2 separate regions of the Homo sapiens genome follow, and region 2 is linked to region 1. Evidence: read pairs that join two places in POLR2A ChIA-PET (ENCODE). Cell type or tissue: PC-9. All regions are shown on one strand. Links, peaks and the distances in the headings refer to the core of each region. The heading gives the core; the rest is flanking DNA. Region 1 overlaps GOLM2 (golgi membrane protein 2). Region 2 overlaps FRMD5 (FERM domain containing 5).

Evidence for each region. ChIA-PET counts read pairs that join two places held together with the same protein. Peaks named below come from ENCODE experiments on the same cell type or tissue, not always from the same donor. Only the 100,000 strongest peaks of a DNase experiment are listed, where the experiment ranks them.
Region 2: POLR2A ChIA-PET joins it to region 1 with 10 read pairs; 2 of 35 experiments call an interaction of 5 or more read pairs at or near these places.

What each region holds. Positions count from the first base shown.
Region 1 is chr15:44,298,231-44,314,618 of GRCh38, reverse strand. The region is part of intron 1 of GOLM2 (golgi membrane protein 2); the gene reads right to left. Among named protein-coding and RNA genes, the nearest start is that of GOLM2, 18 kb to the right of the region's middle. RefSeq lists a silencer at 13,854-14,148. In PC-9, for the core only: no CTCF peak of the experiment used is centred there; no DNase peak of the experiment used is centred there.
Region 2 is chr15:44,093,724-44,107,209 of GRCh38, reverse strand. The region is part of intron 1 of FRMD5 (FERM domain containing 5); the gene reads left to right. Among named protein-coding and RNA genes, the nearest start is that of FRMD5, 95 kb to the left of the region's middle. In PC-9, for the core only: no CTCF peak of the experiment used is centred there; DNase peaks (open chromatin) are centred at 4,049, 4,399 and 5,049; H3K27ac peaks cover 2,790 bases.

The DNA of each region.
Region 1 (16,388 bases), core at 4,317-12,316:
TAAACCAAGTTTTAGTATAATTTATATCCAGTTATCAGTTACATTTTTTTTTTTTTTTTGAGATGGAGTTTCACTCTTATTGCCCAGAGTGGAATGCAGTGGTGCGATCTTGGCTCACTGCAACCTCCGCCTCCCAGGTTCAAGCAATTCTCCCACCTCAGCCTACTGAGTTGGTGGGATTACAGGCATACACCACCATGCCCAGCTAATTTCTGTATTTTTAGTAGAGATGGGGTTTCACCATGTTGGCCAGGATGGTCTCGAACTCCTGACCTCAGGTGATCCACCTGCCTTGGCCTCCCAAAATGCTGGGATTACAGGTGTGAGCCACCGCACCCGGCCTACCCAGTTACATTTTCTTTTCTTTTCTTTTTTTTTTTTTGAGACGGAGTTTTGCTCTGTTGCCCAGGCTGCAGTGCAGTGGCGCGATCTCAGCTCACTGCAAGCTCCGCCTCCTGGGTTCATGCCATTCTCCTGCCTCAGCCTCCCAAGTAGCTGGGACTACAGGCGCCCGCCACAACACCCGGCTAATTTTTTGTATTTTTAGTAGAGACGGGGTTTCACTGTGTTAGCCAAGATGGTCTCAATCTCCTGACCTTGTGATCTGCCCACCTCGACCTCCCAAAGTGTTGGGATTACAGGCATGAGCCACTGCGCCTGGCCCCCAGTTACATTTTCAAAGAGAATAAACAAGGTCTTTGGTCTTGACTGGCTATAATGAACAGCACAAAGTTTTTTTTCATTCACTCATTCATCTTATTAAGAAATTTTATTTTATTGTGGTGCTTATTCATTATTTATTCAATCAGTCATTTATAAAGCACTTAGTGAGTACCCACTATGTGCTAGACCTAGGGATACAAAGGATTTGATCTTGGTCTGTTAAGAAGAATCACAAAGAATTACTATAAAGTTTACTTATTTAGTCAGTCAGCCAGTCACAAAGAAACATTTATTGAACACCTGCTAAGTGAAAGACACTGTGTAAAGCCTAAAGATACAGCAATATATAAGAAACAAGAGAGAAGTCTGGATAAAGGATACAGATTTGGAGTCATTAGCACATAAAGTGTAACAAGTTTTATAAGTGAGTATGATGACGTAGTAAGAGAGTAGAATGAGAAGATTACAGACACAAAACTATGAACTATAACATTTAATAATGAATACAGGTGAAGTCAGCAAAGGAGACTAAGAAGTAAACTGAGAGATAAGAAGCCAAGAACATAGAATGCTGGGGAAAAGATGCTGAGATTATCAGGAGTAGGAGGAGAAAATGCAGATGAAAGCAGAAAATGCAGAGATAAAATGTCTTTTCAAGAAATTTTCCTGGAAAGGGGAAGTAAGACAAATATTTTTTATTTTTGATATGGAGTTTCACTCTGTAGCCCAGGCTGGAGTGCAGTGAGTGGCACAATTTTGGCTCACTGCAGCCTCCACCTACTGGGTTCAAGCAATTCTCCTGCCTCAGCCTCCCAAGTAGCTGGGATTACAGGTGCCCACCACCACACCAGGCTAATTTTTGTATTTTTTTTTTTTTGAGATGGAGTCTTGCTCCGTCGCCCAGGCTGGAGTGCAATGGCATGATCTCAGCTCACTACAACCTCCGCCTCCTGAGTTCAAATGATTCTCCTGTCTCGGCCTCCCAAGTAGCTGGGATTACAGGAGCACGCCACCACGCCCAGCTAATTTTTTGTATTTTAGTAGAGATGGGGTTTCACCATGTTGGCCAAGATGGTCTCTATCTGCTGACCTCGTGATCCGCCTGCCTCGGCCTCCCAAAGTGCTGGGATTACAGGCGTGAGCCACCGCACCCAGCCATTGTTGTATTTTTTAGTAGAGACGGGGTTTCACCAGGTTGGCCAGGCTGGTCTCGAACTCCTGACCTCAAGTGATCTGCCTGCTTTGGCCTCCCAAAGTGCTGGGATTATAGGCATGAGCCACCGCGCCAGGCCAGACAACTATTTTTTAAATGCTGAGGAGCAAGCATAGACTGAGAGGGTGAATATAAGAGGAGGACTGGATTACTAATTCTACAAAGTCTTTGAAAAGATGGAAGACATTGGATCCAGAGAACAGGTAGAGAGGCTGGCCCTGGAGAATGGATGAACCTTCTTTTATTTTAACAAAGAGGAAAGACAGATGGGTACAGATGTAGGTATTCCTACAGATTTGGTAGTTAAAGTTTTATCAGTCCAATTCTTGGTCAAGCAGGAGACAAGATCACCTACTAAGCTTGAGAAAGGAGAAAAAAAGTTTAAATGGGCCTAAGGAGGGCAAAGATCTGAAAGCTGTTGGAAAGGGTGTGTTGCCTGGAGAAATATAATATGTAACGTGTTACTGAAAACCCAGTTGAGTTTGCTGATCATAAATTCCTGCAAATCTGGTTATATGATTTTCTGCAGCTGTGCTTGAAATTGGCATGTAAAAGAGAGGGTAATGGCAAGAAACTAAATTGAAACAAAATCTCAGCTGGATAGGGAGGAAAGTAAAGAATACATAGGGCTGCTAGAAAGGAAGAGGTAATAGATTAGAGGTCCAGATAAAGTTGGAGAACAATTATGGTTTATTCAGCGGTTTTAATCTCTTTCTTGTTACATTCTCCCAAGAACATGCAAGTTTGAAGTTCACAAACTTTAAATTTCAAGGATTTGAAATCCTATGTTAACGACTTGGCATGGTGGCTCAAACCTGTAATCCCAGCACTTTGGGAGACCGAGGCAGGTGGATCACCTGAGGTCAGGAGTTCGAGATCTCTCTGGCCAACATGGTGAAACCCCATCTATACTAAAAATACAAAAATTAGCCAGGCATGGTGGTGGGCACCTGTAATCCCAGCTACTTGGGAGGCTGAGGCAGGAGAATCGCTTGAACCCGGGAGGCAGAGGTTGCAGTGAGCCAAGATCGTGCCATTGCACTCCAGCCTGGGTGACAGGGAGAGACTCCATCACACACACACACACACAAAAGCAATCCTATATTAGGTTTATGTTAGAATGAATTAATAATCAAGACTTTTGATAGTTCATTAACATTGGCAAATATTTCTAGTTCTCATCCCAGGCCCTTCGAAGGACTGTCTCTCCCCACTCCTTTGAAGGTATGTGTTTTTTACCACATACACACTTACCACAATAATAAAAAAAAAAAGAAAAGCAATCTTTTTCAGACATCATGTCCTGAATTTCATTTGAAAAATACAGGCACTATGCCATTAATTCACATTAAAGTTATGGTGCCTGGAATGCCTCTTTAATTGGAGGCATTTCCCCAACATTTTTGGGGAAAAATGTTTTTCCTCTTAGGGAGGGGAACCATTTAGGGAAGTAAAACCTGTTAAGAAACTTTCCCCACTAAGCTCTAAAATAGTTTTCTCTTTTTCAGTTAAGGTAAGAAATACCACATGTAGCATCAAGGCAGTGGCATAATCTATAAGAATGGGTCATTTATAAGTAGAACATGTATAAGTATAAAACTACCTTGCAGGATTTGGTATGGAAAGTTTATATCCATATTCTTTAGTCATATGTTCTTTTAAGAACTTTTCCAGGTATGTATGTATGTTTGTTTTTTGCTTGTTCGTTTTGTTGTTGTTGTTGTTTGAAATGAAGTCTCACTCTGTCGCCCAGGCTGGAGTGAAGTGGCACAATCTCGGCTCACTGCAACCTCCGCCTCCCGGGTTCAAGCGATTCTCCTGCCTCAGCCTCCCGAATAAGTGGGATTACAGGTGTGTGCCACCATGCCCAGCTAATTTTTGTATTTTTAGTAGATATGGGGTTTCACCACGTTGGTCAGGCTGGTCTCAAATTCCTGACCTCGTGATCCGCCCGCCTTGGCCTCCCAAAGGGCTGGGATTACAGGCGTGAGCCACTGTGCCTGGCCTATGTATTTTTTAATTGACTGATTGATTGATTGAGACAGGGTCTTGTACTGTCATCCAGGCTGGAGTACAGTGGCACAATCATAGCTCACTGCAGCCTCAAATTCCTGGGATCAAAGGAGTTTGATCCCAACTCCTGGGATCCTACCTCAATCTCTCAGGTAGCTGGGATTATAGGTGTGCATCACCACACCTGGCTATCTGAATATGTATGTGTGTGTGTGTGTGTGTGTGTGGGTGTGTGTGTGTATATATATATATATATATACATATATATATATATAGAGAGAGAGAGAGAGAAAGAGAGACTCTCACTATGTTGCCCAAGCTGGTCTCGAACTCCTAATCTCAGAGAGATTCCCGCCTTGGCCTCCCAGCCTTTCCAAGTCTTTTTAGTTGGTTCTCTTGTGAGTACCCTTTCATCCCTTGGTGATTTTAATTGCTCTTCTCTGGATAATTCTTAAACTTGCATCATGTAATTAATGCTGCACAAAGTAAATTAAGACTGTGACTATGCAGAAACCCAATAGCATAGTGCTTAAAAGAAGGGGCTCTGGCTGGGTGCAGCAGCTCACGCCCGTAATCCCAGTACTTTGGGAGGCCACGGCAAGCAGATCGCTTGAGGTCAGGAGTTTCAGACCAGCTTGGCCAACATTGCAAAACCCAGTCTCTACAAAAAATACAAAAATTAGCCAGGCATGGTGGCATTTGCCTGTAGTTCCAGCTACTCAGGAGGCTGAGGCATGAGAATCACTTGAACCCAGGAGGCGGAGGTTGCAGTGAGCCAAGATCATGCCACTGCACTCCAGCCTGGGCAACAGAGTGAAACTCCGTATCAAAAAAAAAACCAAAAGCTGGTGAGGGGGTGGGGCCTCTAAAATTAGATTGCCTGAGTCTGAATTCTGAATTCACTACTTGTTAGCTCTATTTCCTTGGACATACTGTTTACCTTCTCTGTTTCAGTTCTTTTATCTATAAAATGAGAAAATATTATCTGACTCATAGCATTGTCAAAAAGTTTATGCCAGAGATAAAGTGTTAACAACACTGGCTGGCACATGGTAAGGGCTTAATAAACATTAGCTATTACTATGTAAAGGAGTAGAATGTCTTCTTTACTATTTCTACAAAGTCCCACTGCTAAATTTGACTGGCTTAAAAACAACACAAAAGAAAAAAAAGTCTTTAGCTTTTAGCCTTTTTAGCTAAAACAATAAATTGGGAATCTCATAGAATTTTTTTATTTTATTTACTTTTTTCTCAATTACTTTTTTATTAAGGGATATTTGACAATTAAAGATTGTATATATTTAAGGTACACAATTTGATGATTTGATATGCTTATATACATTGATCTCCAGAACTTACTCATCTTGCATAACTGAAACTATGTACCCCTTGACCAACATCCCATTTGCCCCTTCCCCTAGTCCCTGGTAGCCTTCCTTTAAATATATGCTCAGAAGTGGGATTGCCAGATCATAATATAGTTCTATTTTTAACTTCTGAGGAAACTACATACTGTTTTCCATATGGCTATTTACATTCCCACCAACAATGTTCAAGGGTTCCCCTTTCTCCACATCCTCACCAACATTTGTTATCTTTCACCTTTCTGACAATAATCATTCTAGCAGGTGTGAGATAGTATCTCACTGTAGTTTTGATTTGCATTTCCCTGATGATTAATAATGTTGAACATTTTTCCATATGACTGTACCTGTTGGCCACTTGTATGTCTTCTTTCAAGAAATGTCTATTCCAGTCCTTTGCCCATTTTTAAAACAGGTTGTTCATTGTTATTACATTGTATAAGTTCCTTATATATTTTGGATATTAACCCTTATCAGATATATGATTTCCAAATATCTTCTCCTACTCTGTAGGTACCTTTTGACTCTGTTGATAGTTTTCTTTTGCTGTACAGGAGCTTTTCAATTTGATGTAATCCCATTTGTCAATTTTTAGTTTTGTTGCCTGTGCTTTTGGTGCACACACCTGCAGTCCCGGCTATTCAGGAGTCTGAGGTGGGAGAATCGCTTGAGGTGGGTCAAAGCTGCAGTGAGCCACAGTCATGCCACTGTACCCAGCCTAGGTGACAGAAAGAGACCTTGTCTCTAAAAAAAAAAGTTAAATATAGAATATGGCCCAGCATTTCCACTGCTAGACATAAAAGAAGTGAAACCAGGGACTCAAACAGATACTTGTACACCACCGTTTATAGAGGCATTACTCACAATAACTGAAAGAGGGGAAGAACTCAAGTGTTCATCAACAGATGAATGAAAAGCAAAACATGGTATATACACATAATAAAATATTATCAGCCATAAAGAGGAATGAAGTTCTGATACATGCTACAACATAAATGAATCTTGAAAACATTATGCTAGGTGAAATAAGCCAGATAAAAAAGGACAAATATTGTATAATCCTCCTATATGAGGTATCTAGAATAGACAAATTCATAGACACAGAAACTAGAATAGAGGTTACCACAGGCTGGAGGGAAGGGCAATGGGAATTACTGCTTAATGGGTAGAGGTTTTGTTTGGTTTGGGATCGTGAAAAAGTTCTAGAAATAGATGGTAGTAATCATGGTTACACAACATTGTGAATGTACTTAATGCCACTAAATTATACACTTAAAATGGTAAAAATAGTAAATTTTGTTATAGATGTTTTACCACAATAAAATAGTAATAACAATAATCATCATTATTCTGGCCCCAAATAGCTTTAACTCAGACATAATTTCCCCTACTTCTCAATACCATGTACCTTATATTACACTCTCCTATTCTACTGCTTGACCTTCTGTGAAGGTACAACATACTTTCCAGCTTTCCTGGCCTCATTTATGTTCCTCCTGTCCTTATCCCTTTCTCATTTTGTTAAATTACTAAAGATCACCTTTTCAGTGAATTATTTCGCTCTTGACTTCCTGAGGAAGTTAATCAGTTATTCCTCTGTATTCTCAAACCCCTTTGTAAGCAGCTTTACTATAGCATTTAATCATGCATTATGGATTATTTTTCTATGTGTGCCTCCCTCACTTCTTCAAAGAACGGGAATCTTACTATCTTTCTATCCCTATCACATACCACATGGTATTCAACTTTCCCAAATAAATGACTTATGCATATAATAAACTTTGAACAATCATAAAGCACTATATCAATAAATGGTTTTATTTCATTCTGCCCATTGAGAATTAGTATCATGTGGGCTGAACACGGTGGCTCACGCCTGTAATCCCAGTACTTTGGGAGGCCAAGGTGGGCGGATCACGAGGTCAGGAGATAGAGACCATCCTGGCTAACACTGTGAAACCCCATCTCTACTAAAAATACAGAAAATTAGCCAGGCGTGGTGGTAGGCTCCTGTAGTCCCAGCTATTCGGGAGGCTGAGGCAGGAGAATGGCGTGAACCTGGGAGGCAGAGCTTACAGTGAGCGGAGATCGTACCACTGCACTTCAGCCTGGGCCACAGAGCCAGACTCTGTCTCAAAAAAAAAAAAAAAAAAGAATTAGTATCATGTTAGTTTCCAGCTTATGAGACAAGTCCCTGATGATAAGCAGTATAACTTGGATACAGGCATACCTTGTCTTATTGTACCTTGCTTTATGCGTTTCTTATAACCCTGCATCGAGCAAATGTATTGGCACAATTTTTCCAATAACATGTGCTCACTTCATGTCCCTATGTCACATTTTGATAATTCTCAAAATATTTCAAAATTTTCTTTATTACATCTGTCATGGTGATCTGTGATCTGTGACCTTCAATATTATTATAATTGGGGGCACCACAAACTGCACTCATAGAGGACAGTGAGTTTAATCAATAAATGTTGTGTGTGTAAATAGAATAAACAACTTTATAGAAACAGAAAGTAGAATAGAGGTTGCCAAGGGTTGGGGAGACGATAACGGGAGTTACCATGGAATAACCATTCCCCCATCTCTCTTCCTCTCCTCAGGCTTCCCTATTTCCTGAGACAAAACGATACTACAATGACCTCTAAGTGTTCAAGTAAAAGAGTTGTATGTCTCTCACTTTAAATCAAAAGCTAAACATAATTAAGCTTAGTGAAAAGGGCACGTCAAGAACATAGACAGGCCAAAAGCTAGGCCTCTTGTGCCAAACAGCCAAATTGTGAATGCAAAGGAAAAATTCTTTAAGGAAATTCAAAGTGTTACTTTAGTGAACACATGAATAACGAGAAGGCAAAACAGCCTTACTGTTGCTGATATGGAGAAAGTTTCCATGGTCCAGATAGGTCAAACTAACCACAATATTCCCTTAAACCAAAGCCTAATCCAGAGCAAGGACTTAACTCTCTTCAATTCTATGAAGGGTGAAGGGTAAAGAAGCTGTACAAGAAAAGTCGGAAGCCAGCAGAGGTTGGTTCATGAAGTTTAAAAAAAAAAAGCAATCTCCATAACATAAAGGTGCAAGGGGAAGTGGCAAGTGCTGATGAAAAAGCTGCAGCAAGTTATCCAGAAAATCTAGCTAAGATCACTGAAGGTGGCTACACTAAACAACACATTTTCCATGTAAATGAAACAGCCTTCTATTGGAAGAAGATGCCATCTAGAACTTTCATAGCTGCAGAGAAGTCAATATCTGGTTTCAAAGCTTCAAAGGACAGGCTGATTCTCCTGTTAGGGACAGCTGGTGACTTTAAGTGGAAGCCAACGCTCACTTACCATTCCTAAAATCCTAGCTTTTAAGAATTGTGCTAAATCTGTTTTATCTGCGCTCTATAAATGGAACAACAAAGCCTGTATGATAGCACATCTGTTTACAGCATGGTTTACTGAATATTTTCAGTTCACTGTTGAGATATACTACTTAAAAAAAAGATTCCTTTCAAAATACTAGTGCTCACTGACAATGTCCCTGGTCACCCAAGATCTCTGATGAAGATTTACAAGGACATTAATCTTTTCATGTCTGCTAACAGCAACCCATGGAGCAAGGAGTAATTTCTACTTTCAAATCTTATTATTTAACAAATACCTTTCATAAGGCTATACCTACCATGATGTAATTCCTCTGATGGATCTGGGCAAAATAAATTGAAAGTCTTCTAGAAAGAATTCACCAATCTAGATGCCATTAAGAACATTTGTAGAGGCTGGGTGCAGTGGCTCACGTCTATAATCTCAGCACTTTGAGAGACAGAGGCGGGTGGACACTTGGGCTCAGGAGTTCAAGACGGGCCTGGGCAACATGGGGAGACCCTGTCTCTACTAAAAATAGAAAAATTAGCCAGGTGTAGAGGCCCATACCTGTGGTCCCAGCTACTCGGAGGCTGAAGTGGGAGGATCACTTGAGCTCAGGGGGTAGAGGTTGTAGTGAGCCGAGATCGCACCACTGCACTCCAGCCTAAGTGACAGATCAAGACTCTGTCTCAAAAAAAAAATTATAATAATTTGTGGCTGGGCACAGTGGCCATTAATTCCATCACTTTGGGAGGCCAAGGCAGGCAAATTGCTTGGGCCTAGGATTTTGAGACCAGCCTGGATAACATGGCAAAACTCCACCTCTACAAAAAATACAAAATTAGCCAGGTATGGTGGCATGTGCCTGTAGTCCCAGCTACTCGGAAGGCTGAGATAGGAGGATCACCTGAGTCCAGGGAGGTCAAGGCTGCAGTGAGCCATGAATTGTGCCACTGTACTCCAGCCTGGGCAACAGAGACTGTGCCTCAAAAAAAAGAACATTTGTGATTCATAGAAGAAGGCTAAAATATTAACAGGAACATGAGTTTGGAATAAGTTGATTCCAACTCTCATGAATGATTTTGAGGGGATTCAAGACTTCAGTGGAGGAAGTAACTGCAGATGTGGTACAAATAGCAAGAGACCTAGAATTAGGCTAGGCACGGTGGCTTATGCCTGTAATCCCAGTACTTTGGGAAGCCAGGGCAGGAGGATCACTTGAGTATGGGAGTTTGAAACCAGCCTGGGCAACATAGCAAGACCCTGGTCTACAAACCATTTTTTAAAAATTAGCCAGGAGTGATGGCTCAGGCCTGTGGCCCAGCTACTCAGGAGGCTGAGGTGGGAGAATTGCTTGACCCCAGGAGGTTGAGGCTACAGTGAGCTGTGATTGCACCACTGCATTCAGCCTAAGTGACTGAGTAAGAGAGAAAGAGAGAGAACTAGAAATAGAAGTAGAGCCTGGAGGGCTGGGAGCGATGGCTTATGCCTGTAGTCCCAGCACTTTGGGAGGCTGAGGAGGGCAGATCACTTGAGGTCAGGAGTTTGAGACCAGCCTGGCCAACCTGGTGAAACCCTGTCTCTACTAAAAGTACAAAAATTAGCCAGGTGTGGTGGTGGGCGCCTGTAATCCCAGCTACTCAGGAGGCTGAGACAAGAGAATTGCTTGAACCTGTGAGGCGGAGGCTGCAGTGAGCCGAGATCATGCCATTGCACTCCAGCCTTGACACAAGAGTGAAACTCTGTCTCAAAAAAAAAAAAAAAAAAAAAAAAAAAAAGAAGTGGAGCCTGAAGACGTGACTGAATTACTGCAATCTCATGATAAAACTTGAATAGGCCAGGCATGGTGGTTTATGCCTGTAATCCCAGGACTTTGGGAGGTTGAGGTGGGAGGATTACTTGAGGCCAGGAGTTCAAGACCAGCCCTGGGGAACATAGCAAGACCACATCTCTACAAAATTTTAAAATTAGCCAGGTGTGGCCAGGCACCGTGGTTCACACCTGTAATCCTAGCACTTTGGAAGGCCGAGTCAGGCGGATCACTTAAGGTCAGGAGTTTGAGACCTACTTGGCCAACAAAACCCTGTCTCTACTGAAATACAAAAATCAGCCAGGCCTGGTGGTGCATGTCTGTAATCCCAGCTACTCAGGAGGCTAAGGCACGAGAATTGCTTGAACCTGGGAGGTGGAAGTTGCGTTGAGCTGAGATCACACCACTGCACTCCAGCCTGGTGACAGGGCGAGACTCTGTCTCAAAAAAAAAAAAAAAAAAAAAATTAGCCAGGTGTGATGGCACAAGTTTGTAGTCCTAGCTGCTCCAGATGCTGAGGCAGGAGGATTGCTTGAGTCCAGAAGGTCAAGGCTGCAGTGAGCCATGATCATGCCACTGCAGTTTAGCCTGGGTGACAGAATGAGACCCTGTCACCAAAAAAAACAAACAAAAATCCAAGCTATGCTTATAACTCAAACTTTTTTTCATTATATCCCCATGAAGCTAATCCCAAGGTTTTGTTCTCTTCACTTAAACACTAAATTGAATCAGAAAAATATTTTTGAGTTTCTAAATGAATAAAATATTATTCTAGATCTACTATAACACGTTTCAAATAAAAGATATATTCTATGTATACTAGAAAGATGAGTTGACAAGCAGTAGTTTTACATCTGAATATTTTAGTTATGTCTTCCAGAAAAGGTAGTGCAATCAGATATGTGGATAATATCTGTGGTAGCCCTAGTACATATTTATGCACCCGTTGGTTCAAGAAGCAATACAAATTGCTAAATCAATCATCAAATATTTACTGAGTCCAGACATAGGGAATAGTATGAAATATTAAGTGTTAGATTTATACTAGATTTAGACTATTTATTTATTTATTTATTTATTTATTTATTTATTTATTGAGATGGAGTATTGCTCTGTCGCCCAGGCTAGAGTGCAGTGGCGCGATCTCCACTCACTGCAACCTCTGCCTCCCAGGTTCAATTGATTCTCCTGCCTCAGCCTCCCAAGTAGCTGGGACTACAGGCGTCCGCCACTACGCCCGGCTAATTTTTGTATTTTTAGTAGAGACGGGGTTTCACCATGTTGGCCAGGATGGTGTTGACCTCTGGACCTCGTGATACGCCCACCTCAGCTTCCTAAAGCGCTGGGATTACAGGTGTAAGCCACTGCGCCCAGCCTAGACTATATTTTTATAGTCAAGAAATTCACAGGCTGGATATGGTGGCTCATGCTTGTAATCCCAACACTTTGGGAGGCCAAGGCCGGCAGATCACTTAAGTCCTGGAGTTCAAGACCAGCCTGGGCAACACAATGAAACCCCATCTCTACAAAAAAAATAAAAATTAGCTGGGTGTGGTACTGTGCACCTGTAGTCCCAGCTACCTGGGAGGCTGAGGCAGGAAGCTCGATTGAATCTAGGAGGTGGAGGTTGCAGTGAGCTGAGATGGTGACACTGCACTATAGCCTGGGCAACAGAGTGAGACCCCATCTCAAAAAAAATAGGAAAGAAAGAAAATTCACAATATATCATTGGAAGACAAGAAAAAAACTAGAACCACTAGGCGTGGTGGCTCATGCCTATAATCCCAGCACTTTGGGAGGCCGAGGTGAACAGATCACTTGAGGCCAGGAGTTTGAGACCAGCCTCGTCAACATGGCAAAACCCTGTCTTTACTAAAAATACAAAAATTAGCTGGGTGTGGTGGCATGTGCATGTAGTCCCAGCTACTTGGGAGGCTGAGGCAGGAGAATCGCTTGAACCCATGAGACAGAGGTTGCAGTGAGCCAAGATCGTGACACTGCACTCCAGCCTGGGCAACAGAGTAAGACTCCATCTCAAAAAAAAAAAAAAAATTAAATGTAAAAAAGAGAGTCAATCAATGGCTTCCTATTGCCCTTAACATGACTCACAAATCTTTTCACAATCTGAATCCAGTCTTGTAGTGCAACATCAAATATTATCACACTCATTCTAGCTCCCTCATTCCACATGGTGAACTTTTTTTTTTGAGATAGGATCTCACTCTGTTGCCCAGCCTGGAGTACAGTGGTGCCATGACCTTGGCTCCTAAGTTTTTTTTTTTTTTTGAGAGAGGGTCTCCCTCTGTAGCCCAGGATGGAGTGCACTTGGCATGATCTTGGCTCACTGCAACCTCTGCCTCCTGGATTCAAGTAATTCTCCTGCCTCAACCTCCCGAGTAAATGGGATTATAGGCATGTGGCACCATACCCGGCTGATATCCTGTGCTTTAAAATATGCAATAAAATAAAATATGCAACATTCTACATCTGGAACCCTCTTTTCATCTCTCCTGAGCCTCTTATCTCAAACCTCTCACTCAATCTTTGCCTCATTAAATCCTGATCTTTTTTTTAGGACTCAACTAAAACTCTCAAGAATGTCATCCCTAAGCCTCTAAAATAGGTTAGGTCTTCCCCTCATAGCCCCTGCTCAAGGGTAAGTTCCATAGTCAATGTATACCATATCTGTCTTGTTCACTCATTCACTATGTGATATGCATGCAGCATAGTAACTGATCCAAAATAGAAACTTGAACATATTTGTTCAATAAAGAAATTAAAATGGGGTTAAAGATGGAAGCACAGCATATGTAAACATTGAGTGGGAAAATGATAGGATAACCAAGATAAATGGGTATTATTAAAGCTAAAGGGAAGAAGTTTCAAAAAGGAGAGAAAGGAGAGATCATCAGTATAAAATGCTATAGAGAGTCAAGTTTAAGAGTGAAAATGTAGCCAGGCATGGTGGCTCATGCCTGTAATCCCAGCACTTTGAGATGCTGAGGCGGGAGGATCACTTGAGGCCAGGAGTCTGAGGCTGCAGTGAGCTATGAGAGGCCTTTGTTAATCATCAAATGAGAAAAAATGTTCCCCTAAGTTGAACTTAAATTGGATATAGAAAATTGAAATTGTAAAAGGAAAGCAAATCATTTTATATTAAATAGAAAAAGCTTCGTGGATGTAAGTTTTGAAGTCATCCTCAGGGAAAAAGTGTAGTTTGGAAAAGAGAAAGAATCAGACATTAAAAGCATCTGAGCAAAAGCTCTGTGGCAACATTGTTCAAAAGAGGAACTACCTGGCCAGAAACAGTGTAAGAAAATTAGATAAAGTTAATTAAGAACAAGAAAGAGAGCCTTGAAGCACTGTGAGAAACTGAAATTACTGCATGCCCAGTCTGTCCCTAGAAAAAAGCCTGGACTTTGAATTCAAGGAAACTTTAACTCTCTTTTGAGGAAGAGGCTAACATGGGGAACTTTAAGGTCTTCAACCAAAAATTGTAAGGACTAGTTCCTCCTGTTTAATGAGGTCATAAGTCAAAAGGTACTCCCTGTCACTTCAGGAGACAGATGTTACATGCCACACTATAAGAACTGTTTGTTTGCCTCTATGGAGTAAGTAAAAGGGAGCTCCTTGAATGTCCTTTTACCTTTTTTCTGCACAACTAAATCCTAGTCATCATTTTTCAAAAAGCAGCTTGTTTTATGATCTTCATGGAACCTCCTGAGATTACTCAGTCCTTTATCAGGAGAGTAAGAAAAAACAGAGAAATACAAAAATAAGAAAGGGAGACAAAGAAAAGTGAAAACTTGTTTCAAAGATCATTTTAGTGTATAGCACAGTAAGTGCCCAATATATTTAATAAATTTTTGTCAACTGAATTAATATACTTGGGTTTCAATAGAATAATACAAGACTAAACTTCTTCCTTCCTTCCTCCCTCCCTTCTTCCTTTCTTTTCTTTCTTCCCTCTCCCTCTCCCTCTTTCTTCCTCTTTCTCTCCTTCCCTCCTTCCTTCCCTCCCTTCCTTCCTTCCTTCTCTTTCCTCCTCCCCTCCCCTCCTCTCCTCTCTTCTTTTCTTTTTTCCTTTTCTTTCTTTTTTTGAGACAGGGTCTTGCTCTGTTGTCAGGCTAGGGCACAGTGGCACAATCATAGCTCCCTGCAGCTTCAAACTCCTGGGCTCAAGTGATCCTCCAGCTTAAACCTCCCAAGCAATTAAGACTATGGGCATGTGTCACCATGCCCAGCTTTTTTTTTTTTTTTTTTTTTTTTTTTGCTATGTTGCCCAGGCTAGCCTCAACCTCCTGGCCTCACATGATCCTCCTGCCTCAGCCACCCAAAGTGCTGGGATTATAGGCATGAGCCACTACACCTAGCCCCAAATTTCTTCAAGATTAGCTATACCAATGCACCCATGAAAGAAAGGAACCAATATTATTAAATGTCAAGCTTTGTATGGGACAGGCCTCTAAATATTTTACTTCATGAATCCTCTTCATTTTATGAGTGAAGAAACAGGCTTAAGGAGAGGTAACATAATGGTAGAATTATAAACTCAAGTCTGTTTGACTCCAAAAACCCTTGTTCTTTCCAGTGAACCATACTGCCACACAGTATATATTATATAAGAGTAGTTATCTAGTCAATTTGGGAGGCCGAGGCGGGCGGATCACCTGAGGTCAGGAGTTCAAGACCAGCCTGGCCAATATGGTGAAACACTGTCTCTATCAAAAATGCAAAATTTAGCTGGGTGTGGTGGTGCGTGCCTGTAATCCCAGCTACTCGGAAGGAAGAAGCAGGAGAACCACTTGAACTCGGGAGGTGGAGGTTGCAGTGAGCTGAGATCGCGCCACTGCACTCCAGCCTGGGCGACAGAGCGAGACTCTGTCTCAAAAAAAAAAAACAAAAACAATTATCTAGTCAAAAAATCAAATTAACTTTTAAGTATGCATTTGTGTATTTGTTTCCTAGGCTGATATAACAAAGTGCCACAAACTGAATAGCATAAAGCAGAAATGTATTGTCTCACAGTGCTAGAGGATGGTTTCAGAGGCTAGAAGTCCAAAATCAAGGTGTTGGCAAAGCCCTGTTCCCACTGGAGCCTCTAGGGGGAGGCTCCTGGCTTCTGGCTTCTGGTAGCCCTGGGCATTCCTTGGTTTGTGGAAACATAACTCCAATCTCTGCCTTTATCTGCCATGCGGTCTCTGCAATGTGTCTGTGTGTCTCTGTGTATTCATGCACCTGGTGTTCTCCCTAATTCTATTTTTTTTTCTTATAAGGATACCAGTTATAATGGAATAGGGGCCACCCTAATCCAGTATGACCTCATTTTAACTTGATTACATCTGCAAAGACCCTATTCCCAAACTAAGATAACATTCACAGGTGATTTAGACTTCAATATATCCTTTTAGGGGATACAAATCAACCTCGTACATTTTGTAACAGCACTAAGAACAATTTTTCCCGCAGGAAAAAATTTAAAACATAGTCCTTCCTCAAGGAACTTAAAATTTCGTTGAGAAAACGAAGTTCACAAACAATAAGCTATTAGTAAAAAATGAACAAAATAAGTTAATGAAGCTCAAACAATAAATGTAAATGGTGTATAAAGAAGGAAAAGCATGGCTGGGAGCAGTGGCTCACACCTGTAATCCCAGCACTTTGGGAGGCCCAGGTGGGTGGATCACCTGAGGTTAGGAGTTCGAGACCAGCCTGGCCAATGTGGTAAAACCCCATCTTTACTAAAAATACAAAAAAAAAAAAAAAAATTAGCCGGCCATGGTGGTGGGTGCCTATAATCCCAGCTACTTGGGAGGCTGAGGCTAGAGAATCACTTGAACCTGGGAGGCGGAGGTTGCAGTAAGCTGAGATCGCGCCATTGCACTCCAACCTGGGCGACAAGAGCAAAACTCCATCTCAAAAAAAAAAAAAAAGAAAAAGAAAAGAAGGAAAAGCATATTCCAGGTCA
Region 2 (13,486 bases), core at 361-8,360, 200 kb after region 1:
CCTTCCCTTCCTTTATATCTTTTCATTTGCCTATCAACCTTCTCAAATATTTCGTTTGTGAATGAAAATACATTTTGTAATTTGTGAAACAAACAACCCACAATACCATTGTGCTGGGGCCCTGGGTGGTCCCTGACACCCTTTCAGAGAGTCCTTGGAGTCACAGATATTTTCAAAAAATGCTAAGGGTTATTTATTAACTTTTCTTTTCTTGAATTGATGCATATTTTAAAAATTTCTCAGTTTAAACATCTAAAATGGTAAAAATATACCATATATCATCCACATAAACAAAGCTCATTGATGTTCTCAGTCATTTTTAGCAGTGTAAAGGGGTCCTGAGACCAAAAAGTTTGAGAATGGCTAATGTATTTCATCAGCAAACTAAAAACATTTATTAAGCAGCTTTGTATTTTCAGTCCCAGTACTAGTTGTGTAGAATCGGTGGCAGAACTTTGCCTCACAGTTTAGAGGTGAAGACATACTTCTCAAAGGATAAGTACAGTTGGAGTCAGTAAGTGCAGAGATCTTACACACCACGGGAGTCCAGAGGGAAGTATACTTAACTTGTGATTATGTTACTGGTGATAGGGGAGGGGTCAGTGAGAGGCTGGAACCACATTTATTAAGCCTTCCTAGAGGAGGTGACCACTGAACCAATTATTTTAAAAATCAGAATGAGGCAGGTGAAGGATGGTTGTAGGAGGCCTTCTAGACGAAGCAGCAGGAGCAAAGACAGGGAAGCAAAGAGTGCAATATGTACAGGCAAACACAAGCAGGCCTCTGTTACTGCATGCAGGGTGGGTTTAAAGAGTAGTGGCAATGAGGCTGGAGATATGGCAGGGAACAGTTCTTAGAGAGTCAGTTTTAGCCTTTTAGGAGTTTAGACTCTATCCTTAAAGGGAAACCCCACATTTATTTATTTATTTATTTTTGAGCACATATGTGGTATTAGTTCGTCTTTCTATGCATGAAGAATTTGGCTTATTAAAATAATTTTAATTATTGGGTATCAGACCCATTTGTAAACAGAAAAATACAGTTAAGTGTTTTCTTAGGAAACAGAATGTAACCGTACTTTTTAAAACATCGTACAGCCATGGATTCAACCAACTGTGGATGGAAAATGTTTAGGAAAAAAACAAGAAAAAATAATAAAAAACCAATACAGTTAAACAACCATTTACATACATTTACATTGTATTAGGTATTATAAGTAACCCAGAAAGATAAAGTATATAGGAGGACGTGCTAGCTTATATGCAAATACTACTCTATTTTATATAAGGGACTTGAACATTTGGATTGTGGTATCTGTGGGGGTTCCTGGAACCAGTCCCCAAGGGGCAACTGTAGTGAGCTTAATAAGAAGAAATTGTGTGGTAAATACTCACCATCCATTTAGTTCTAATGGGCAGTAGTAATTATGGGTTTTCTTGTCGAAGCTAATGAAGGTAAAAAATAGGTCCATTTTTTTAAAGACTAAGTTGAGAACTAATAGAGCTAAAAGCAGTACAGGCATGAAAGGAAAAATGACAAGCTACAAATAAATAGTAGTAAAGTGAACTCTAAACCTTTAAATTCTCAACTCAGTATAAATGACAAAACATGTTACCAAATCTGCATCATTTTTATTGCCACCATTTAAATCTAACTGATGGTTTCCTACAACTAGCACACTAAAAAAAATGAAGAACAGAAATGTATTTCCCACAGTCTGGGAAGTTCAAGATCAGTAAGTTAGCGCCTTGGTCACTCTGCTTCTAGGATGGCACCTTGAATAGCACAGGTGTTTTAAAGAAATTTTGCCTTCCACACCTTTGAAATAATTTGAGCTGGGCACAGTGGCTCACACTTGTAATCTCAGCACTTTGGGAGGCTGAGGCAGGTGTATTACTTGAGCCCATGAGTTAGACACCAGCCTAGGCAACATGGCAAAACCCTGTTTCTACAAAAAATACAAAAATTAGCTGGGCGAGGTGTTGCGCGCTTGTGGTCCCAGCTACTCAAGAGGCTGAGGTGAGAAGATCACTTGAGCCTGGGACATCGAGGCTGCAGTGAGTTGTAACTGTGCCACTGCACTCCAGCCTGGGTGAGACCCTGTCTCAAAAAAAAAAAAAAAAGAAAAGAATTTGAGTGATATAGGCTCTTTACTACCATGTATGGTACTACTATGAAAGTTTTATCAGCATTATTCATGATAGCCAAAAAGTGGAAGTAACCCAAATATCTGTCAGCTGAGAAATGAATAAATAAAGTGTGGTATATCCATATAATGCAATATTGCCAATAAAAAGAAATATATGTTTTCTACATGGATGAGCCTCGAAAACGTTATGTTAAATGAAAGAAACCAATCGAGAAGACTACATATTGTATGATTCCAGTTACAGTCATGTGTCATTACTTAACAACAGGGTATGTTCTGAGAATAGGGTGATTTTGTTGTGTGAACATCATAGAGTGTACACAACCCTAGATGGCATAGCCTACTATATATACTACCCAGGTTATGTGGTATAGCCTATTGCTCTTAGGCTACAAACCTGTATAGCATGTTACTGTACTGAATACTATAGGCAGTTGGGACACAATGGTAAGTATTTGGGTATCTAAACATAAAAAAGTACAGTAAAACATCAAACATCTTTAACGTATGAAACATTAAAAATGGTACACCTATATGGGACACTTACCATGAATAGAGCTTGCAGGACTAGAAGTTGCTCTGGATGAATCAGTGAGTGAGTGGTGAATGAATATGAAGGTCTCAGACATTGATGTACACTACTATGGATTTAATAAACACTGTACACTTAAGCTACACTAAATTTATGTAAAAATTTTTTTCTTCAATAACAAATTAAGCTCAGCTTACTGTAACTTCATGAACTTTTAGAATATTTATACTTTTTGATTCTTTTATAATAACACCTAGCTTAAAATATAAACACATTGCACAGTTGTACAAAAACATTTAAAAATATTCTATAAGCTTTTCGCTATTTAAAATTTATTTTTACTTTTTAAACTTTGTTAAAAACTAAGGCAAACACACATTAACCTGGGCGTACACAAGGTCAGGATCATCATTATCACTGTCTTCAATCTCCATATCTTGTCCCACTGGAAGGTCTTCAGGGGAAATAACACACATGGTTAATGATAAAAAGTATAGTATAATAATACATAAAACAGTAATAGTCATTGCTATTATCAAGTGTTATTTACTGTACATAATTATATGTGCTATGCTTTTATATGACTGGCATTGCAGTAGGTTTGTTTACACCAGCATCATCACAAACATATGAGTAACGCATTACATTATGATGGCTATGACACCACTAGGCAATAAGAATTTTCAGCTTCCTTTTAGTCTTATGGGACCACTGTCATATATGAGATCCATTGTTGACCAAAATGTTGTATGAGCTGCATAACTGCATAGGCAAATCCATGGAGACAGAAAGTAGATTAATGGTTTTCCAAGACTGGGGAAGAAGGAAGTTGGGAAATGGGGAATGATTGCTTGCTAATGGATATGGGAGGATTTCTTTTTGGGGTGATGAAAATGTTCTAAAGTTGATTATGGCAAAGGTCGCACAACCTTATGTATGTACCAAAACCCACTGAATTATACACTTTAAATAGATGAATTGTATGGCATATGAGTTATCCCTCTATAAAGCTGTTTGATCTATCTGTATTTCAACAGTTAGAGTGATAACTTGAATATTGAAAACTTTGAAAATACATGTTGTGAGGGAAGGTAAAACGCCAAAGACTACATTTTACCAGTATATGTCTAATCAAAACTATTCCATAAAACTCCTTCCTAATTTGAATAGAATGATTTTTTCCTTTGAAGGTAAAAATCCTCTATATCTTTTACCATTTTATTAATATTTAATTCCTTCTTCCTTCTTTCTGGAGAAACTTTGGATTCTGACAGAGCTCCTTCTATACTGACCTGACAAGTTCTCAGAGACTGGTACTGTTGCAGCTAATGAGTCAAGTGGACACTCATGCTGGCTGTGTTCCCAAGACTATTCTTACATTAGGGCAAATGGCATGAGGACAATGCATCCAATGTATCAGGCACAAAGAGGTTTTTCTTCCTAATTGACCATGTGTGTCCTCCTTTCTTTGAATAATAGGAGGAAAATCTCCCTACCATGACTTTTGGAATTCCTTCCTTTCCCTCTCCTAGTACCCAAGGTTATGAGTGTAGGCAAGGCTTTTGTTCCAAAGCTGTCATCTCCTTTTATCAATTTCCCCTTTTCATTCCTTTTAGGTCTCCAAGCCTCAGAGCAGAAGGCTGTGACTAGTGAGCCTTTCTGATTTGTTTACTCATTCAGGCACACACAGTGAACAGCTGGGAGTCCAGCCAGTTTTGTTATACTGTTGCTTGTCTAAGTGATTCCCAAGTGAGTCAGTGAGACCTTAGGTCCAACTCTGACCATCCATTTGGTTAGTGGTTTGGGTAGGCTGTGGACTGGGAGGCTTTTTGAACTCTTACATGGTAGCTTTTGAGCCCTTACCCTTTTGTTCTGCAGGCAGAATGAAAGTCTGCTTGGGAACTCCTGAAAAGCCTCCCATCTTCAAACAAACACTATATTTAATTCCAAGCTAGGACAATTTCTTTCTTTCCTTTTCCTATGGAAGAGTAGTCTGTTTGTGAGATCTTCATTTCCATACCCTGATTTCTCCACAGCCCTGTTTCAATTAGCTTTTATTTCCATTGATTTGTCAGATCCGTTTACCAGAAGTACATTCTTAGATTGAGGACCTCCTTCATGCCAAAACCTTCTGTCCTCTTTTGACTTAACTTTATGTGATAATATTCCTGACAACTCCTTCCTTCTCAGAACTCAATCTTTCCTTGAGTGGAACTCAACTGATGCTTGTTGGATTTGACTATATTTTTCACACTGTAGCATCCAGGCTTACTTCTTACCTTTCAGCTGATTCATCTTTGTTTCTTGCATTGAACTACACATTCCTCACATTCTCTAATCAGAGTATTCTCTGAAGGTTCTACATGCCAGTGCATGATCAACTGCATCTGGTTTGTATTTAGACCTTGTGGTCCAGGGGAGTGGATATGTCCAAGAGGTTAAAGGTATGCAAAGAATGGATAATGGTGCCAAGTGGACTGCTTCTGCCATTGAGTGTGATACGGCAGTCACCATAAGAATAAATTACATGGCTTTCAACTAGTCAATAGTCCAAAGCTTTTCAACCCTGCAATACCTTAAGCCAGAGTTTCTAGACTTTGGTAGCGGTTTAAAATAGATTTCTGGAACACCTCCAAATCTGTGATTTAAACTGTCTTAAAGTTGGGCCCAGGAATCTGTGTTTTTGAAAAGCACCCAGGTGTTTCTGATAGAGTTGGTTCAGGCATCATTCTCAGAGGAAACAATGTCATAACCACCTTTCCTTTAGTAACAGGCTCCATCCCTAGAGATTTAGAAAGAACTAAGAGTAATCTGCAAAATATAGTAAAAGTTGCCTAGGACCTGGAATGTATCTACTTGTGAAGTAACAACAGTACTCATCATCTTATGTTTGTTCATCCTCACCTTGGGAACAAGTACATTCATTGTCATTTATAGAAAAGATCCAAAAGAAGCAGGCTTACCAGCTTTCATGATAAGTCTATTTTCACCTTCATAGGAGTTTCAGAATCATCTGTAAGAGGCCTGGAATCCAGAGGCACCCAAGGGAATTAGCAACAAGAAATACATAGTAAGTAGGTTAGTTAATGAGGCTATGGAGTTAGTATTGTTTTACAGTGTTTAAGATACTCTACTATGCCTACATTTTGGGAAAGATGTGTATCTTGTGACATTTGTACTTGATTTGGTTTGATTTCATACCCTGCCTGCTATCCACAAGCTTGCTTTATATTCTTTCTGGGGGAAAGCCCCTCAGAATCATGTGAATAGCTGCCAGGCCACAAAGCTGACTTCTCCACCCTGGCATCACAGAGTGGGAAAGACTAGTTTATTTCCTTCTTTTCTTTTTTCTTTTCTGTTTGTTTGTTGTTTTTTTTTTTGAGATGGAGTATCACTTGGTTGCCCAGGCTGGAGTGCAGTGGCGCGATCTCGGCTCACTGCAACCTCCGCCTCCTGAGTTCAAGGGATTCTCCTGCGTCAGCCTCCCGAGTAGCTGGGACTACAGGCGTGCACCATCACACCCGGCTAATTTTTGTATTTTTAGTAGGGACAGGGTTTTACCATGTTGGCCAGGATGGTCTCGATCTCTTGACCTCGTGATCCACCTGCCTCGGCCTCCCAAAGTGCTGGGATTACAGGCGTGAGCCACTGTGCCTGGCCCCAAGACTAGTTTATTTCTAGCTGCAGGAACTAGTTCCCTTGTTTAGGCCATTTAGTCTAATGAATAAAAAGAATTCAGAAAAACCGGGTTTCTTTCCATACAGCAACTTCTTTGGGAGGTAAAGAAAAAGAATCTTAGTCTCAGAAGTCAAGCTATCTGTGGTTCACATCTGCCTTGGGAGATAGCACCTCCTTGCACTGTGTCTCATTGATGGTTGTCACTTTCTGTTGTTACAAGAGAGCTTGGGTCCCATGTGAGGTCACTAATATTAATAATGTAGAAGTGGTTTTTAGTTCAGAGGAGCAGCTTGTCAACAGCTTGTATTTTTAAATATTGTACTAGGAGGAAGTATACTGTATTCATAGGGTATGTGCTTCTTTATTAGTAATCTTAATGCATTTATGAGCAGTTTGACATACACTAATTATTTATAGTGCTGTGGATTCCATTTGCTGCTAGGTGACAATGTGGAGAGTTGGGATGCAAAACTGTGATTAAGAAGCTATTAGTTGGCCTGGCACGATGGCTCATGCCTGTAATCCCAGCACTTCGGGAGGCCAAGGCGGGTGGATCACCTGAGGTCAGGAGCTCAAGACCAGCCTGGACAACATGGTGAAACCCCCTCTCTACTTAAAAAAAAAAAAAATTTAGCCGGGTGTGGTGGCACATGCCTGTAGTCCCAGCTACTTGAGAGGCTGAGACAGGAGAATCACTTGAACCCGGGAGGTGGAAGCTGCAGTGAGTCGAGATCATGCCACCACACTCCAGCCTGGGCAAGACAAGACCGAAACTCCATCTTAAAAAAAAAAAAAAAAAAAAAGAGAAGAAGAAGCTATTAGATACAGTCAGGATGACTGGATTTCAGCTTTTGTGTGGCTAGACTCAGAGTGTAGGGGGGCTTTCAGAGTGCTTGTTAAATGCTCTGGGTTAAATCAGAAAGAAGGAAAGCTAGCAAAAATTGCTTAATCAGAATAGTTCGGTTGAACTCATACAAGCTTATCTTTTTAGATGTTGTGGAATTCTTTGCAACTCTATAATTAATTCCAGATTGTTCAGATGTATTTCTAGTGCCAGAGATAGTGTTGTGGCTGCCTCCATAGCAAGCCTAAAAGTACCCCAGAGCTGGCCTCTTTATGGTACTTGCAAGTAGAGGATAAAAGATGTATCTTTTTGTATCTTGGATACTGGTGGCCCTTGGCAACAAACAATCTCCATCTCTCTTGAGGGAGTCAGGATGCCAAGCAAATTTTGAGGAACAGATAATAGAATAATGATATGAATCAAAATAGGGGCCAAGAATCCCAAATTCACTTCTTCCTTCCATTCTCCAGAACCCATGATTGCAGTTTCCACATTTTTTTTTCAGTTTTAACAGTCTCCTTTTTCATAATCATATGATGGGAATTCATGTGTGTCAAAGAGATTACTTGGACATTACCACCTCCAAGAGAGGTCATGGTAGATTGTCTTACTGTTGAAAATGTGGTCCATGGATCAGCAGAAGCAGCAGCAGCATTACCTGGGAGTTTGTTAGGATTTCATAATCTCAGGCCCCACTCTAGACCTACTGAATCAGAATCTGTATTTTAACAAGATCCTCAGGTGGTTTGCATGCATGTTAAAGTTTGAGGAGCATTGGTAGAGGGAACTGTGGCTATTTATTTTATTGGTCATGTGCATACTAATTTCCCGACCTCTCTTGATTATTAAAATGACTGTGAACTTACTAGAACTACAACATATTGATGTGAGGGAGGTGTTTATATGTGAAGGTGATTGGCTTCCATGCAGAAACCATGTAACACCCAGCCTGAACAGTTTCTGATGAGGTTGCCCTTAACCTAGGAAACTGAAAGATAATGTTGTCGTGTTTTTGATATATGACTGCTGTCCTGCTCAACTTTATAAACATGTCCAGGAGGTGGGGAGCAGTTTGCTACTCTTCATTTGCAAATCAATTATCTTTATATAAGTAGCAAATAGTCTATTTTAAAAGCTCAAAAGATAATTTTTAAATGAGAATTTGCTTTGCATGAAGTGTGTAGATGTTGGAAAAAGGTGACTTTGTCTAATTATTCTAATATATGAAGTTTAAAGGAATTAAGAGAATGTAAAAAATGGAGGCAGTAAAACGTAGAGTCTTCTTTAAGTCACAACTGTGACAGGGTCTCTTCAAGAGGCATCAGAAGTGACAAATGACCATTGGTGAGGAAATGGTACATTTGCAGTTTGGGTTCATAGTTTTCTAACTCTGTGGATAAAGAAAGACTCAAGGCTCTGACAGAAACTAAGTCATAGATTGCTTTTCTGCTTATGTCTCTCTCTCTCTTTTTTTTTTTTTTTTGAGACAGAGTCTTGCTGTGTCGCCAGGCTGGAGTGCAGTGGCATGATCTCGGCTCACTGCAACCTCTGCCTCCTGAGTTCAAGTGATTCTCCTGCCTCAGCCTCCCAAGTAGCTGGGACTACAGGCATGCACCACCACACCCAGCTAATATTTGTATTTTTAGTAGAGATAGGGTTTCACCATGTTGGTTAGGATGGTCTCGATCTCTTGACCTCGTGATCTGCCCGCCTTGGCCTCCCAAAGTGCTAGGATTACAGGCGTGAGCCACTGCACCCGGCCTTGTATCCCTTTTAGTAGAGAGTATGCTTCCTGTTCATTGAAGAGTCAGGTGACAGAGAGTAACATAATCATTGAAGCTTGGACTTTTTATTTAGTTTTTTGTTGTTGTTGTTTAGTTTTTTTTTTTTTGTTTTGTCACTCTGAACTTTTGGGAGCATGGCATTACTTTCTGGCTGCTTTAGGCATTTGGCTCTTGCTGATGCACATAACACAGGGTCAGGCCAGGTTCATGCTGCTGCAGGTCCTTTCTCCCAGACTTTAAGAAGATGACATTTTACATTAGGATGCAGTAAACATGTCATTCAAAGGCCATTCTGCAGCTCCTGGAGCACAAAGACTTGCTGAGTTTGCCATGATTGCATGCAAATTTTTGAAAAGTCAAATGCATGTATAAAACAGTTTGTCAGGCTGCTATTGGAGGAAAACAAGAACAAGTTGAAATCAATTGTTTGGGAAGAACATTTTGGCATGGTTTCTCTGAAGTTGAGTAAACATAATTTGTCCTATGTACCCATCTGGGCACACAGTAGCAGTCCTTCTGCCCACGGAAGGAGTTTGCACACATTAGACAAATTACTAGTCTGAATCTCCAAGACACAGATAGACGGTTCTGTGTGTGTATATATTTGTGTTTATACACTGTAACATATTATTCTATATACAGTGTTAAAGGCAGAGCCCTCCCCGAGGTACACTGCTTTCTTCAGAGCTTCCCTATAGTCTGCTCTGGTAGCACCTCCTACTTCTTTTAAGGTTAGTACAGGAGCCCCTCTTCTTGTCTGGTTGACCTGGACACTTTCATAGCCATGTCATTCTAAGGGTTCAGGTCTGACCCAGATAAGCCCTAAGGCCCAGACTGCTTGTCTGAAGTCTCCCAAGAGCACAGTTTTGCAGAGGCAAAGTGAGGCTTTGCTAAAGGCACTTCAGAATTTTTCTACAAAGCTTGCTGTTCCTACAGGTGAGGGTAGCTGTTTTTTTCTCCCCTTAGGTTTACTTTACTCTCACTCATCAACTCTGGCAAAGTGGATTTAACCATCAGATGTATTCTTTATTTCAGAGAACAAAGTGGTTTTGTTGGACTTCTTGTTCTCTCACTAGCTTTTGTGAAGGAAAAAAATCCTGCATGTTCCATACTAAAATGATAGCATTATAATTTTGCATCATTACATTATTTAACTGTTATCAGTAAATCTATGAATAAACTCTTCGAGACATCCATTCTCTACTTGTGTTTGTTGATTCATTATCATGCTTTTTGTACTTTCCAAAGCAGACCCCACATTTTTTGTATGAAGCATCAATAAGGGTGAGATATGGCAAGGGTCACTCACCATCATCCCTGCTTATCACTGTCTCCTTTCTTGCTCCTGACATTTTTCAGTGAGTAGTACCCCTGTGTGACAGCTGGAATACAGAGTGGTGACTGCACATTGACCTTAAGAACACATTTGTGGTTGTGAAATGGGCTGGGTCAAGGACTGCCCTCCTGCAAATTCCCTTCTACAAAATTTATTTTAAAGATACACACTACTAGGCTGGGTGTGGTGACCTCACTTACAAAGTGCTGTAATCCCAGCACTTTGGGAAGCTGAGGCGGGTGGATCGCTTGAGGTCAGGAGTAAAAGACCAGCCTGGCCAACACGGTGAAACCTCGTCTCTATTAAAAATACAAAAATTAGCTGAGTGTGGTGGCTCATGCCTATAGTTCCAGCTACCCAGGAGGCTGAGGTAGGAGAATTACTTGAACCCAGGAGGCGGAGGTTGCAGTGAACCAAGATCACACCATTGTACTCCAGCCTGGGCAACAGAGCAAGACTCTGTCTAAAAAAAAAAAAAAAAAAGATACACCGTACTAGATTGATCCTTCAGTAATACACTGTAGCATTTGTTTTAGGTTGTTAAATGAGTGGGCTTATGCTACTACGATTGCTTTAGTGTTTATATAGCATAAGTGTGGCATTTGTGATTAAATGGATCACCCTGAGTTGGAATGATGGACATAATTTAATTTACTCTTTTTTTTTTTTTTTTTTTTTTTGAGATGGAGTTTCTCTCATGTTGCTTAGGCTGGAGTGCAATGGCGTGATATTGGCTCACCACAACCTCTGCCTCCTGGGTTCAAGCGATTCTCCTGCCTCAGCCTCCCGAATATCTTGGATTACAGGCATGCACCACCACGCCCAGCTAATTTTGTATTTTTAGGAGAGATGGGGTTTCTCCATGTTGGTCAAGCTGGTCTCAATCTCCCGACCTCAAGTGATCCACCCACCTCAGCCTCCCAAAGTATTGGGATTATAGGCGTGAGCCGCCGCACCCGGCCAGTTTACTCTTATGTAGTAAGAGTAGGTCAGCCTTCCTGGAGTCTGTTAAGGATGGAAGTGGGCTTTCAAGGCCAGGCCATATCCAGTCAGGCATGCCTTTGAGTGCAGCATACAGTTGGAAGGACTAGGGCAAGAATGGGGAGAAGGTATAGGAGCAGTTCCTTTATCTTAGTGGGTTTCCAGTTGGCCATGCCAGGAGGGAATAAAGTAACTGAACTCTGGAAAAGCTACAGAATCCTGCTGCAGGGGGTACATTTGAGGAGAAGCCAGAACATTAAATGAAGGTAAGAAAATGCAAGAAAGAAGAAGCAGCACAGGTGAATCAGAGCTCCTTCAGCAACATCTGACAGGGGCTCTCTTTTGGGCATGAAGCTCAGGGTTCATTTTTAAAGTCATGCTAAACAGAAACTGTGAATTCAAGCCAGGCGTGTTGGCTCACACCTGTAATCCCATTACTTTGGGAGGCCAAGGTGGGAGGATTGCTGTAACCCAGGAGTTTGAGACCACCCTGGGTAACATAGTGAGACTCTAACTCTACAAAAAATTTTTAAAAATTAGCCAAGTGTCGTGGTGCATGTCTGTGGTCCCAGCTACTCGGGAAACTGAGGCAGGAGGCTCTCTTGAGCCCAGGAGATTGAGGGTGCAGTGAACCACAGTTGTACCACTGCACTGCAGCCTGGGCAACAGAGCAAGACCCTGACTCAAAAAAAAAAAAAAGAAAGAAATTGTGAATCCCCTGGAGGTGCTTGTTAGATGAATGGAGTCCAAGTCCTGTCTCATAGAGATTCTGATCAGGTCTCAGATGGACTCGTGGAATCTGTATGTTTTCAAATGCTCTAGATGAGTCTTATGCTTGGGTAATTTTGAGAAATACTCTGCTGCTAGATTATATTAATCCTGTTGGGTGGGACTCTATGTCGGCTGGCTCCCTAGGGGTCCAGTGAGTAATGCATCGTGAATCACTGGATCATGGTCATGTTATATCCATGGATATAATAATTTTGTCAAAGCTTTCTAGAGAGGCCATTTCAATGTGTCCCTCAATGAATTTTCCTAAAACTATCTATCAGCACAATTGAAATTTGTGGATGAACTTGGTCTGATTAAAGAGATGAAAAATGGCTTTTGAACTAATTGCCCCTTTATCTCCCAAAGTGTCTTTCAGAATATTGATATTCATATATCAGTAGCTCAGAGTGAATATTAGCTGCAAAATAAAACAGGAATCATAGGCTTTGGGTTTACATTATGACACAAAACTTTTAAGTGTGTGACCTAAAATAATTTGTGCTACAATCAAAAGAAAATGTTAAATAAAATGGAAAATAAAACTCTTAGATTTCTGTACACTGGTGATGAATAACTTGAGCATGGTAGGAGCTTGATAAATACTAGAGGAATTCCAACACACTGTTTAGTGGGAGTTTGGTGGCTCAATAAAACGTTTATGTCCTAGTTAGGACTAATGGGTTGTAGGTGTCTGAGAAGAACTCGAGCTAGCCTTAGCAGAAAGAGGGGTTTATTATAAGGATGTAGAGGTTGCCAGACCTAAGAATGGGAGCAGCTGGGCCTCAGAGAGAGACTGGAATTAGGGGACAAATGGAAAGCCAGCCCGGACCTAGGAGGTGCCCATGCTCCCTCTCCCTCTGCTTTTGTTTGCATATCTGCCTCTTATCTATATACAGACAAGATTTCTTTGTTCCACAGTCTACTTGGTAGAAAAATCACCAAGCTGCAGTACCTGAGTAACTCATGAAGACACTGCCTTGATTTGTTGTCATGATTTCAATTCCAAACTCTCAGGAGAAGAAATCTGACTGGCCTGGCTTGAGTCAGTTTGTATCCTGGGTTCATGGTAAGCACATATGCCAGAGTCCATATGTTTCTGGAGATATGGAATGCAATGTGGAGGTATGGTCTTTGAGAAAGAGGGTTCTTGCAAGCTGATTCATTCACCCCAAAAATGCAAGTATTATGATATATAATGGTGAAGACTTTTATTATTTTTTTTTTCAGTGGGGCTGGGTTGTATTGCTCCATTAAGATATTAGGGGCCGGGCGTGGTGGATCACGCCTGTAATCCCAGCACTTTGGGAGGCCGAGACAGGCGGATCACAACATTAGGAGATCGAGACCATCCTGGCTAACATGGTGAAACCCCGTCTCTACTAAAAATACAAAAAATTAGCCGGGCATGGTG